3 separate regions of the Homo sapiens genome follow, and all the other regions are linked to region 3. Evidence: chromatin contacts called from ENCODE Hi-C or POLR2A ChIA-PET data. All regions are on one chromosome and are shown on one strand. The core of a region is the stretch at or near the end of the contact, and the rest is flanking DNA. Distances in the headings are between cores, read along the strand shown.

Region 1 (3,846 bases), core at 457-2,956, 1.1 Mb after region 3:
GACTCGCTATGGCCTTTACCTCTTGCCCCCTAACCTCAGTGGAGGTGAAATCCTGAATCCACCCCACAGTCTCTTCTAGCTCCAGTGGGTAGCACAGCACAGAAGCACCCTGTTACCTGAGGCTTCCCCTCCCAGGTACAAAGGGATATGGGATTTGCCTGTTTGGCCAGTCTGCATTTTTCTACCCGCCTCTCTGGATATTTTAGTTTTCCTCTTCCCTTCCTATCATTCCATCCCTTCAAGGCTGTCTGGCTCCCAGGCCCTAACAGGTCTTCACTCATAATCTCCACTTCATGGTGTGTTAAGGAGATTATTTTTTTTCCCCATCAATAAAAACCTTTTAATCATTTTTCTGGGGATGGGTGGCTTCAAAAAATGTGGTACAAGAATGACAGTCTAGGGCCCAGACCAATGGTTCCCAAAGTGAGGTCCTGGGACCAGCAGCATTAGTATCACACGGGAACTTATAAGAAATGCAAATTCTCAGGCCCATCCTCACTAGTAAGAAAGAATCAGAAATTCTAGGCTGGGCACGGAGGCTCACGCCTGCAATCCCAGCACTTTGGGAGGCCGAGGCGGGTGGATCACCTGAGGTCAGGAGTTTGAGACCAGCCTGGCCAACATGGTGAAACCCCATCTCTACTAAAAATACAAAAATTATCTGGGCGTGGTGGCGGGCACCTGTAATGCCAGCTACTCGGGAGGCTGCAGCAGAAGAATCGCTTGAGAACCCGGGAGGCCGAGGTTGCAGTGAGCTGAGATAGCCCTACAGCACTCCAGCCTGGGTAACAGAGACTCCGTCTCAAAAAAAATAAATAAATAAATAATAAAAAAATAAAATTGGCCAGGCGTTGGGGGCCAGCAATCCGGGTGATTCGATACATGCCAAAGTTTGATAACCACTGGCTTAGGCTGTGTGTGTGTGTGTGTGTGTGTGTGTGTGTGTGTAGTGAACATACTGCTCTTTTCCCGAGTACTGTGTGTGTGTCCGTGTGGAACATATTGCTCTTTTCCCGGGTACTCCCCTTCTCCCTGTGGAACAAGTTTAGAAGAAGTGGTGGTTACTGTCTGCCTCTCGTCCCAGGATGCAGTCTCTCTTGCCCTATGGCGGCACACGCAGTTGGTCGGGGTGCTCTTCCTGGGATCCCCTTTCTCTACTTCTCTCCTGGGGTAATCTAGATCAGAAGGGGGAGTCCTCCCTCTCCACTCTTCCTCCCTGAGGTCCTGTCACCTGAGAGTCCAGTCTCTGCCCTTCCTCCCTGGGGTCCCGGGACCTGAAAGAGGTGTTCTCCTCCCGTGCCCCTCCTCCCTGGGGTCTCGACACCGGAAGGGGAGATTAATTATCTGGGTCCCGCCTCCCTAGAGTCCTGGGCCGGAAAGAGTGGCTTCTTCCCGCCCTACCACTTCTCAGGTGCTCACCTCGGGGGGCAAATACGGGGGGTTGTTGGCTTTGCCCCCTCTGTTCCTTCCGTTCTTCTTCTTTCCCTTTGGCCCCCCGCAGCCGCTGCTGCTGCCGGCCCCCCTAGCCTTGAGGGTTCCGCCCACGGCCGGGCCCCCTCCGGGCCGGCAGCAGCCGCCGAACAGCTCCGATACCCGCGAGTCCATCCGCCGCTGCCGCCAGCCCCCCGCCCGGCCCCTCCCCCGACCGCCGCCGCCGTCGCCGCCGCCCTTACTGCCACTGCCGTGTCCGGCCGGCCTGAGCAGAGTGGGGTGGGGCTCTGCACAAGCTACGCCCCCCACCTCCCTGGCCTCCGGGTCGCGTCAGAAACAGCCGCGGGGCACCACGGGATATAGAGTCCCCAGGCCTGGGAATTCACTTAAATGACACGTCGCCGCCCTACAACTCCCAGGAGGCATCGCGGCGCAAGTGGCCGCGGGAGTCGTCGGAGGCGTGGGGAAGGAGCGCGCCTTGGCGCGCAAAGGCTTAAGGGAGCTGTAGTCTGACTTCCAGTCCTCGCGCTATGTTCTTTTTCTAGGACTTGGGGGGAATTTAGAGCCTCGAGGCCTGGGGTGGGGACGCGAGGACACCAGCGTAGAAGAGCTTACATCAGAATCGAGCTTTGTGGGCGCTCCGGGATTTGGCCCTTTAGCGCGGATCCTAGACAACAGGTTTTGGACCTCGAGAGCTGCAGAACTGAGGCTACTGGTGCCGCCAGCCTGCTGGCTCCGCCTCTGCCTCAGTTTCTTCCCCTATGGCCCGCGTGCCGCTGGGGTGAGTCAGGGCGAACGCCAGGGCGGAGGCGGATGGTGATTAGCCAAATTACGGCTGTTATTGTTGGGATGATTATGCTACCTTTACATAGTAGTCACTGCTTTATTACCAGGCTGGCACCGTCCAGGGGCTGGTTTTAATAACCGGAGGCACCGCGGTGGCCCCGACACGAGACCCGAACCCGTAAACCAGCTTCCTCCCCGAAGGCTGCAAGCATACCCAAAGCGAGTATTCCTCCTCCCCTTTGTTTTGAAGCAGAACCAATCGGGAAGAACTGAGTTTGGTTTTAAACGGCCAAGACTGTAGGAGGGGCCTGGCCCCTACTTCGGGCGGGGCTAGGGCTCGGGTTACACCAACCACCACGAGGGCGGGGCAGTGGCCGGGAATAGAAACTTGGCCTAGGGCCACAGGGGATTTTTGGCTTTTGACTCTCTTGTGAAGCAATCTCCAGCTCTTTAGTGCTGTTGCACTCTACAGAGTACATACATTCAGCGACATAAGCCAGTGCACAGAACACAGAAAGGCAGGGTGGAAAAGCAGTTATGTTGCTGAGCTGCGAGTCAGGACGCTAGGGCTCAATTCACAGCCGCATGGCTGTCTCATGACTCAGACCACTCACAGTGTGTCCACTTCTCCCCTCTTCTCGAACTGCGAGGTGCTCATACACGGTCAAGAAATTAAACAACTCAGCCGGGTGCGGTGCCTCACGCCTGTAAATCACAGCACTTTGGGAGGCCAAGGAGTGTGCGGATCACCTGAAGTCAGGTGTTCGAGACCAGCCTGGCCAACACAGCGAAACCCCGTCTCTACTAAAAATACAAAAATTAGCTGGGCGTGGTGGCGCATGCCTGTAATCCCGGCTGCTCGCGAGGCTGAGGCAGGAGAATCGCTTGAACCCGGGAGGCGGAGGTTGCAGTGACCCGAGATCACGCCATTGCACTCCAGCCTGGGCAACAGAGCGAGACTCCAACTAAAAAAAAAAAAAAAAAATTAGCCCAGCATGATGGTGCACATCTGTGGTCCCAGCTGCTCGGGAGACTGAGGCAGGAGAATCGCTTGAACTCGGGAGGTAGAGGTTATAGTGAACTGAGATCATGCCACTGCACTCCAGCCTGGGTGACAGAACGAGACTTCGTCTCAAAAAAAAAAAAAAAAAAAAAAAGAAAGAAAAAGAAATTAAGCAACTCTTCTCTCCAGACCTCAGTTGTCCTTGGAAAACTAGAAGCAGCAATAATGACTTACCTCTGGTGATCCCTTCAGGGGTTCAGACTTGGTAGAGTCCATGGCTTCCTCCCAGGGCCACAAGGAGGGAGGCAGGTTTACTGATCATGCTGTCCACATAGCATAATTTCCCAAAGCAGTGAGAGCAGAGAGACCAAAATCTGCAAAAGGGCCTAGCTGACCATAGGCCAATTATGTGGGTCTTCAGTGGTTGAAAGCACATGTGACTTTTCTTAGTCCTGTGCCACTGAAGGAAAGGTTATGCCGTAGAGGTCAATGCTAGCCAGGGGCACAGGCCTACTAGGGAAACTGCTGCTTAGAGACAGAGACTAGGGAACTCAGTGAGAGATCTCAAGAAGGATGAGAATTGGAAGGAAGAGATAAGACCATTCTCCCAACATTCTCACCATGAC
Region 2 (4,205 bases), core at 586-3,085, 1.6 Mb after region 3:
ACCCAGATCTCCCCAGCCTGGGCAAGAGAGACTGTCTCAAAAAAAAAAAAAAAAAAAAAAAAAAAGGCCTTCTAGTGATCCTCAGAAATCCAAAAACCAGACAACTATGGCTTCCACTTCCATTTTTCAGATATCCATTATAATACTATTTGACCTCAAAGTGAATTTTATTGTTCCACACAAGCAACAGATTACACCAATTTCACAACTCCCAGAATCCAAACCTACAAAGACCCTTCCCACCAAGCACTTTACCAAAAACGGGCTTCATCTCCATCTTCCTTTCTTTCACAGTTGAAAAACTGCCCTTCCTAATTAAGCCAACCAACTTCTTACCTCAATAAAATCCTTGTTTTTCAGTAGCACGTACAGTATTTCCAGTGATGAACAGTGAACTGTCTTTCGTCTCACACAGTAACCTCCGTGAAGAAGATCCACCTTGTTCTTTACTGTATATTCCTGGCATGCTAACTGCATCCTCAGACAATTTTAAGTGACTGAAAACTCAGGCAAAGAAAGGCAAGAGGGCAAATAGAAGGGCACAGGAGACAACGCTTTTCAAATTTTTCTCACTGCGACCTACAGAAACACACTGTAGAACACCTCCTAGTACACTCACACGTGTGTGTACACCTGAAGTGTCAAGAAACAATACCCTAAGTGCAACACCCTCTGATATTTTCTATTTCAAGTGGCCGTGATCTACTAAACTGATTTCCAACTCACCAATAGGATTCAGTTTGAAAAACACTGCAATAAATCAAACCTTACAGTTGCATTCCACAAGCTACTAATGAACTCTTGAAAATCCAGCATACAGCAGAGACGCTGACCAACTACAAGATCCAAACCCCCCAGGTGGGCAGTGTCCTTCTGTTCAGCAGTGGCAGTTCCCCACCACCACCAGCCCTGAGAGTTAATTATCTCCCAAACTCCCAGAGTTTCCCAAGTAGCCTGAGGTGTCTGTCATATGCCCTTTTAACCTCTTTATAAATTCAGTCCCGTCCGTCTCTTACGGTGGCAAAGTTCATTTATCGTCGGCTGTGGAAAGCAATACTTCCTTTTTGTCCCCTCCAGGAACCAGAAATTAAATGACCAGGTTGGTGCCCGTTGTGCCTTTATGATCTATTTGTGTGGGTGATATATAGAAAGAGTCTCAGTCTCTCCCTTCATCTTTCCAGTCTTAATCACTGGTAGATGCAGTCTCTGGTGAAATAAGAAACCAGGGAACCCCCTGGCCTGGGGGAGGGCGCACTCATCAGCGTTGACAGAGTGAAAGCAAAAACTCAATCCTCACACCACAGAGGCGTCTGGCTAACTCATCTCCAGACCTAAGTTGGGAAAGGGGAGGGGAGCGCGGAAAGCGGAGAAGCCGGAGGAGACGCTCCGGAGTGACCAGCGACGGCTGAACGCAGCCCGCCCTCCCCAAGTCGACGCCGCAACCCGGGGAAAGCAGGTGAGCGCCGGCCACGGACTTGGGGGTCGCAGAAGCAGCCCACGGAGAGCGGAAGGGAGGAGGATCCGGGTAAGGGGCCTCCCCTCCCCGTCGGGACCCCCCTCCCCGTCGGGACCCCCCCCTCCCCGTCGGGACCCCTCCCACTGACGCTCTGCCTCCCACTCTGGCCTCTCCTCACTCACCCCGGGGAGTGGGCCTCCCCTACTGCAGAGAAAGGAAGAGGAGAAGGAGGGAATGAGGACTTAACGCCCACCCCTGCCCCCCACCATACCGCTCTCGCCGCCCGGGAAAATCCCGCCGCGGGCCCCACCAGCCAAGCGCCGCCTTCGCCCCACGCGGCCTCTTCCTAGCGCCTGCGCGCCAGGCCCAGCCCGGCGGACGCGATCTGAGAGTGCGCGCGCACCTTGCGTGCGCCGGCGTGCGGGGCGGGACCTGCGGGGCTCCGCCCCCTCCCCCTCCCTCCCCCCGCTCCCCCTCCCCCATACACTGCCGCGGCCGCCGCAGGAGCCCGGAGCTCGAGCCGCCCAGCGACTCCCCCTCCCCCTCCCCCAGCCCCGCCCCGCCCCAACCCGGGGCTCCGAGCCGGAGCCGAGTCTGCGCCTGGGGGTGAGTACGCGACCCCTACCCAGCCCTCGCTCTTTTCTTCGAAGATCCCACCACCACCCAAAGAAAAAACCTGGACTCAGCTGCGCGTCCCCTCCCTTCAACCTCCTGCGGGACCCAGAGGTGCCCGGGCCCGCGGGACCCAGGGGTGGCGCGCGCTGCCCCCAACCCCGCACCATCCCGAGCCAAATGTGAGTCCTCCAACCCCTGCCGGAGGTCCAGATACGCGCCGCCGGCTCTCCCCAGCCCCGGGGAGATCCCAAAGGGTGGGACCCCCGCCCCCGGCCCCCGAGTGCCACTCTTCTCCCACCTGCCCGGTGCAGGTGCGCGTCCCCTGCGCGACCCTCGGGGGTGCCAGCTGCGCCCCGCCTGTCCGCCGCCGTTTGGGGAACTAGCCGCCCCCGCCCCCGAGTTTTGGACCCCGGGGTCGCCAAGTCCGATGCCTTCTGTGCCTTTTATTTTTTCTGCTGCTCCCGGGGGCGAGTACACCCGAAGCCGGTCCGGGGTAAGGGCTCGGGCTCGGGCAAGGGCAGGGTTCGCAGGTGCTGGCACGAGGCCGGCCGCTGCCCCCGGCTCTGGGGACTGACTGGTCGGCGGGCTGGAGAGGCGGCCGGCCCCGGGAGCGTGTCCTCTCCTTGCGCCCCACACAGTGCAGTTCATTCATGAGCCGCCCGGGCCTGCGTTGGAGGGTGCGGTGGGGAAAAGATTCAGACGCGAAACCGAGAGTGGGGCAAAGGCCCTGTTGTGGGGAGGGGGCGCCGCTTTGTCCCTCCTGGCTGTCTTGACCGCCTAAGGCGGACAGTCCCAAAGCTTGGCACCTTGTTCCCCAGAAAAGGAAAGGACGCTTGGGAAGTGGGGAGGAGAGGTCAGAGGGGCTGGCTGCCCTTGGGGCGCTGTGCTGCCCCCTGCCTGGGTCCCCTGGGCAGAGGTCTGGCCGCTCGGGGCAAGCCTGAGCACTCCACCGCCCTGGGGGGCTGGGGCTTGCCTACCCATTACCAGTCTGCAGCAGCCGGGGAGCAATGAGGCTGTGCCCAACACCTGCTGAAGAGGGGCCCATCCTGCCTCCCAGGCCAGGGTGAGGTGGGGAGTGGGAGTGTCAGCCAGGCTTCAAGTGGGGGTGTGCTGGCAGCGTGATTGTCCTCCAGGGCACCAGAGGGTCCAGGCCTTGGCATGCCCCAGGTGGCACATGCTGGGGCCTGCTGTTGGCTCACTCAGTGCAGTCTTGGCCTGTGGGTGGATGGGGACATGGCAAGGCAGAAGGCAGGCAGTGGGTAACTAAGAACCCCCTTGGACATCATTCAAGTTCTCTCCAAGTATAGCAGAGTCTTAGAGACCTGCGTTCAAATTCTAGCTCTACTATTCTTCAGCTGTGTGACCTTGACAAGTTACTTAACCTGTCTGAACCTCAGTTTTCATTAAAAAGTGTTTATGCCTATAATTCCAGCACTTTGGGAGACTGAGGCGGACAGATCACTTGAGGTCAGGAGTTCGAGACCAGCCTGGCCAACATGGTGAAACCCCATCGCTACTAAAAATACAAAAATTAGCCGGGCATGGTGGCACACACCTGTAATCCCAGCTACTCAGGAGGCTGAGGCAGGAGAATGGCTTAAACCTGGGAGGCGGAGGTTGCAGTGAGCCGAGATTGTGGCACTTCACTCCAGCCTGGGTGACAGAGCAAGACTGTCTCAAAAAAAAAAAAAAAAAGAAAGAAAAGAAAAAGAAAAAAAGTGTGGTTACTACCACCTCCTTACAAGTTTTATCATGGGAATCAAACAAGGTAACAGAAGTAAAGAGCTTGGCATCCTTCCTGGTAATTGATCAATAATGGGTTATCATCTCTGAACTTCTGACCCATAACTCTCCCATGCCTCCACCTCCCAGGCTACCACAGATGGATGGGGTATGTTCAAAGAGTGAGAATATTCCCTGTCACTCAGTGGCAGAGTCCCTAACACAGTGTAAACCCTTAGGTCTAAATAAGAAGCCCAACCTGACTGAGGGGCTCTGTTATATTTCTATCATGTTACATTCTGTGTTTTTATCTTATTTTTGTTTTTACCAATTTTCTTTCTCTAAACCAACCCCTTTTATTCCATACCTTATTAATAACAATAACTAATTCCTAGAGCCCATTATATGCCTT
Region 3 (3,853 bases), core at 388-2,887:
ACAATCCCAGTTTTCTTCCAAGTTGACTCTGTCCTGAGTGGATCAGTGTAAGGAAGTTGGGCAAAAAAAGAAAAATACATAGAAGAATATTTCAAGATATCTCATTATAAATATCTGTACAGATATGTGCATACTTTTTTCTGGACAGACTCATAAGACAGTGTCAAAAATGATTTTCTTTGGGGAGAGGGACTTGGGGTAAGAGGAATAGGAAGTTTTCAATTTTCCTTTTTTAAAACATTCCTTTCGAGTTTGAATTTCTGATGTTTTATATGTATATATATATATAACTTTTAAAAAGTGATAAGAAGGCTTACTTGTATTGTGAGGTTACAGGGATACAGGCAGTTTCTTATTTCCTTTTTTAAAAAACTGGTTAATATCATAGTATTGGTTTAAAAAAAATCCCAAAACAACATAAACATAAACATGTCCTAAACCTGGTCTGGCTCAGAACTTTTCCCCCCTATATGTAATTTACAACCTACTTCTGGGAATAAATTAACACACTTGACAAAAGGTATAAACAATTTTCTGACAAACTCTAGAGACTGAAGACTTCTAAGAAGCCCAGTCACCCAGCTGTCAGTCAAGAGTCTAATTACCTTTAACTAAACATAGTTTTCTTTGATAGCTAGTCTAACAATGTTTACCTATTTCTTTTTTTTTTTTTTCCTTCTTTTTTGATACAGGGTCTCAGCTGTGTCACGCAGGCTGGAGTGCAGTGGGCTGATCACAGCTCACGATGGCCTCAACTGCCTGGGCTCAAGCAATCCTCCTGCCTCAGCTTCCCGAGTAGCTGGGACTACAGGCGTGCCACCACACCTGGCTAATTTTTTGATTTTTATCAAGAGGGTCTCGCTATGTTGTCCAAACTGGTCTCAAACTCCTGGGCTCAAGTAGTCTGCCCCCCTCGGCCTCCCAAAGTGCTGGAATTACAGGCATGAGCCACCAAGCTTGGTCTGATTATCTGTAGAAATTAAATGTCTCTATCAAGAGGAAATCTTTTAATTGGCCTAATAGACTCTTTTTCCTTTGCAGCAAGATTTGTGATAAAGTTTATAAGTGGTCATCACTAAAGTTTTTGAAAAATTTTTTAAAACATGTTTTAAACCTTCAAAAAAGTGGGTAATGTTCACCTCCATTACTCGTATAAAAGATATGGGTTCGATGGATGACAGGACATAGAACCACAGGAATAGAATGTAATTCATTCATTCCTTTGACAAGTATTTGAGTGCCTACCCTATGCCAGACTGGCAAGTCCTTGAGGGTCTACCATGTGCCAGGCAGTGTTCTTGAAGCTGGGGATACAAAAATGAACAAACGAGATTCGGAGAATAAAACTACAGTTCCCACAGTATCTTTCTCTTTGGCTTTTTTCCAGGGGGCGCTGCTTTCCGCGACTGTCTTCCCATGATTCTCGTTGGGCAGAAAAGCCCCGCCCGCTTATCTGCCATTTAAGCCAGCGCCCCTTGAGAATGGACTACAACTCCCACAATGCATTCGAGGGGCACCGTGTTAGGGCGCCACCTTTTTCCCGGCTGTGCTGTACCTACAGCACCCAGAACTACAGTACCCAGAAAGCTCCGCTTCCCCTCCTGGGTGTTATTGCCCCTTTCCTGGTGCAGGACGCGGTAGTGGCCAGCGAGAGTGTCAGGCCTGGGGTTTTCTGTGTCCTTCCCTGGGTCAGGGACGAGCCAGTGACTTGACTCTTGGGCGCTAAGCTTGGGAGGGAGCGCAGGAGGCCGCTGTCCTTCCTTTCCGGTTCACGTCACCCTTCTCTCCCTCTGTTGCTCCACCTGCAGCCACTTGGACGGCTCCGGGACTGATTGCCTGGGGCAGGGGTGGCAGTCGAGGCCGCCGGGGCCGAGGTGAGGCTGCAGCTCTCCGGGCGGCGGTAGCGCTGGGGAGGAGGAGGAGAGAAGATGGCGTCGGAGCTAGAGCCAGAGGTGCAGGCCATCGACCGGAGCTTGCTGGAATGTTCGGCCGAGGAGATTGCGGGGGTGAGTGCCGGAACCCGGGCGGGTGCGTCTGCCCCTCGCAGGCCGCGCCTGTGGGGAGGAACCGACTCCTGGACGTCCTGGAGCAGCCCGACCCAGACTTGGGGAAACAGCTGTGCCGGCCCTCGCCTTGTGGGGTAATAGCCCGGGGAGGCCACCGATCCTGCCCCTCTCTTTCCATTTTCAACAGCTGCCAGAGCTGCGCTGTGCACTAACTACGTTTACTTTCCCTTTCTGCCCAGGAGAACCCACGGCTCTTCCATCATACCTCCTTTCCCCCAGCCTCCCATTAAGTCTCCCAACACATGGGCCTTTGCCCTTTATATCAGCTCTTGGAAGAGGAGAAGAGACGCTTCTTGTGTTTTTGGTATAATCGCCCTAGTTTATCTAGTTAATTGCTTTTCCTGAGACAAGCGAAGCCGTGTGCTCCTCCGACTAAACATGCCACCCTAACCGAGCCCCTCTTTTGTTTTTGGGACTGCCCCAGGCACCAAGAAGGCAAACGACACTACCCTTCGTTATCCGTTTCAGTGCTATCTTTTTTTTTTGCACCGGTTTGATTAGTTGACAACGTTGATGCATGTGTGGAAAGTTTACTGAGTATGAGAAAGTAGTCGTGGAGTCTGGGAAATTTTAAAAATATTTTTTCTAGGAGTTAGGGGTAATTGGATGGAGAACAAATGTTATATAACGTTGATAGAGCAGCTTTCAACAAATACTGTATAAGCTAAACGTGAGAACTGGTCACAGTGTAGTAGGAGCAGTTATATTCCAAACGTAAAACCGTTCAAACGCACTATTGCATTAAAACTGTAATATGAATATGCTAGTGTAAATAGCAGAGTTGTAGGAACACCCATTAGAAGAGATTGCCGAGAATGATTATGAATGGACCAAGACAGCTTGGGCCCCACCTCTAAGACCTCCAATTAAAAAGGCTGCTAGGAAGGGAGTGACCCGTGAATAAAAGTCAGCAATCTGAATGCTACGAACAAAATTTGGGATTGGGGGCACTGTGGAGCTGTTGGTCAGTGAGTAGTTATTTTGCGTGAATTGGTGAGGACATTAAGTCCGGGTAGAAAGAAATGTCAGGAGTAGAGGTGAAGACTTTAAAGAAATACGTTGTTAAATGCTGAATCTTTGCTTGTTTGGGTGTGTTTTGTTGTTGTTTGTTTTTGTTTTTGAGACGGAGTTTCGCTTTCGATGCCCAGGCTGGAGTGCAGTGGCGCGATCTCAGCTCACCGCAACCTCAGTCTCCCGGGTTCAAGCGATTCTGCTGCCTCAGCCCCTCGAGTAGCTGGGATTACAGGCATGCACCACCACGCCCGGCTAATTTTGTATTTTTAGTAGAGTTGGGGTTTCTCCATGTTGGTCAGGGTGGTCTCAAACTCCCGACCTCAGGTGATCCACCTGTTTGGGCCTCCCAAAGTGCTGGGATTACAGGCGTGAGCCACTGCGCCCTGCCTTGGTGTGTTTTTTTAAACCTACTTACTTGTTTAGCCTAGGTCTGTTTTCATTTACTTTCTACTTAATGTTGTACAACTCAAGGAATTTCTGCCTTTCGTTTATCGGAGATTTGAAAAAAGAAAATGAAAGTAGTGTTACAAGTAAACTGTTAAATAATAATGACAGCTGTTTGCTCTCCATGCCTCTTCTAATTGATATCTGTTGCTTACCTCAAAGTACTGTTTTGATTTTTTTTCTCTCACTGAATTTTGTGTCTTGGTCCAGTGATACAGGGTACAAATTCCGTTATCCCATTCTAAAAGTGCAAACTATCAAGTGATTAGAGGTTCTCCAATTTGTAGAGGCTCCTGAGGAAACTGGTTATAAAAGTAGTGCGGGAGGCC

The links. Hi-C counts contacts between places; a loop is a spot of excess contacts on that map. ChIA-PET counts read pairs that join two places held with the same protein, here RNA polymerase II (POLR2A). Pooled maps may share reads with other maps.
Region 1: a map of CD4-positive, alpha-beta T cell shows a loop between it and region 3 (7-fold over the local background). The contact joins the promoter of GTPBP2 here to the promoter of UBR2 in region 3. A Hi-C loop is called at or near these places in 3 of 168 maps with a recorded cell type or tissue (CD4-positive, alpha-beta T cell, CD4-positive, alpha-beta memory T cell and naive thymus-derived CD4-positive, alpha-beta T cell), 1 of 37 single-sample maps with no recorded cell type and 9 of 50 pooled maps. POLR2A ChIA-PET finds 5 or more read pairs at or near these places in 2 of 52 experiments (activated B cell and activated T-cell).
Region 2: a loop to region 3 is called in a map of CD8-positive, alpha-beta T cell, with 18 times the contacts of the local background. The contact joins the promoter of MRPL14 here to the promoter of UBR2 in region 3. A Hi-C loop is called at or near these places in 2 of 168 maps with a recorded cell type or tissue (CD8-positive, alpha-beta T cell and naive thymus-derived CD4-positive, alpha-beta T cell) and 8 of 50 pooled maps. POLR2A ChIA-PET finds 5 or more read pairs at or near these places in 1 of 52 experiments (HepG2).

The regions. Positions count from the first base shown.
Region 1 is chr6:43,627,558-43,631,403 of GRCh38, forward strand. It overlaps GTPBP2 (GTP binding protein 2), which reads right to left and starts at 1,707. Exons shown (of 12, transcript NM_019096.5): 1 at 1,420-1,707. The coding sequence starts at 1,605. It also overlaps a transcript of MAD2L1BP not described here. RefSeq lists silencers at 1,417-1,496, 1,517-1,656 and enhancers at 1,717-1,896, 2,517-2,736.
Region 2 is chr6:44,125,617-44,129,821 of GRCh38, forward strand. MRPL14 (mitochondrial ribosomal protein L14) reads right to left here and starts at 1,836. Exons shown (of 3, transcript NM_032111.4): 1 at 1,728-1,836. It overlaps TMEM63B (transmembrane protein 63B), which reads left to right and starts at 1,938. Exons shown (of 24, transcript NM_018426.3): 1 at 1,938-2,062. RefSeq lists silencers at 1,569-1,628, 1,659-1,708, 1,729-2,128, 2,169-2,278, 2,459-2,618.
Region 3 is chr6:42,562,392-42,566,244 of GRCh38, forward strand. UBR2 (ubiquitin protein ligase E3 component n-recognin 2) reads left to right here and starts at 1,638. Exons shown (of 47, transcript NM_001363705.2): 1 at 1,638-2,006. The coding sequence starts at 1,929. RefSeq lists enhancers at 1,200-1,279, 1,350-1,869 and a silencer at 2,902-3,031.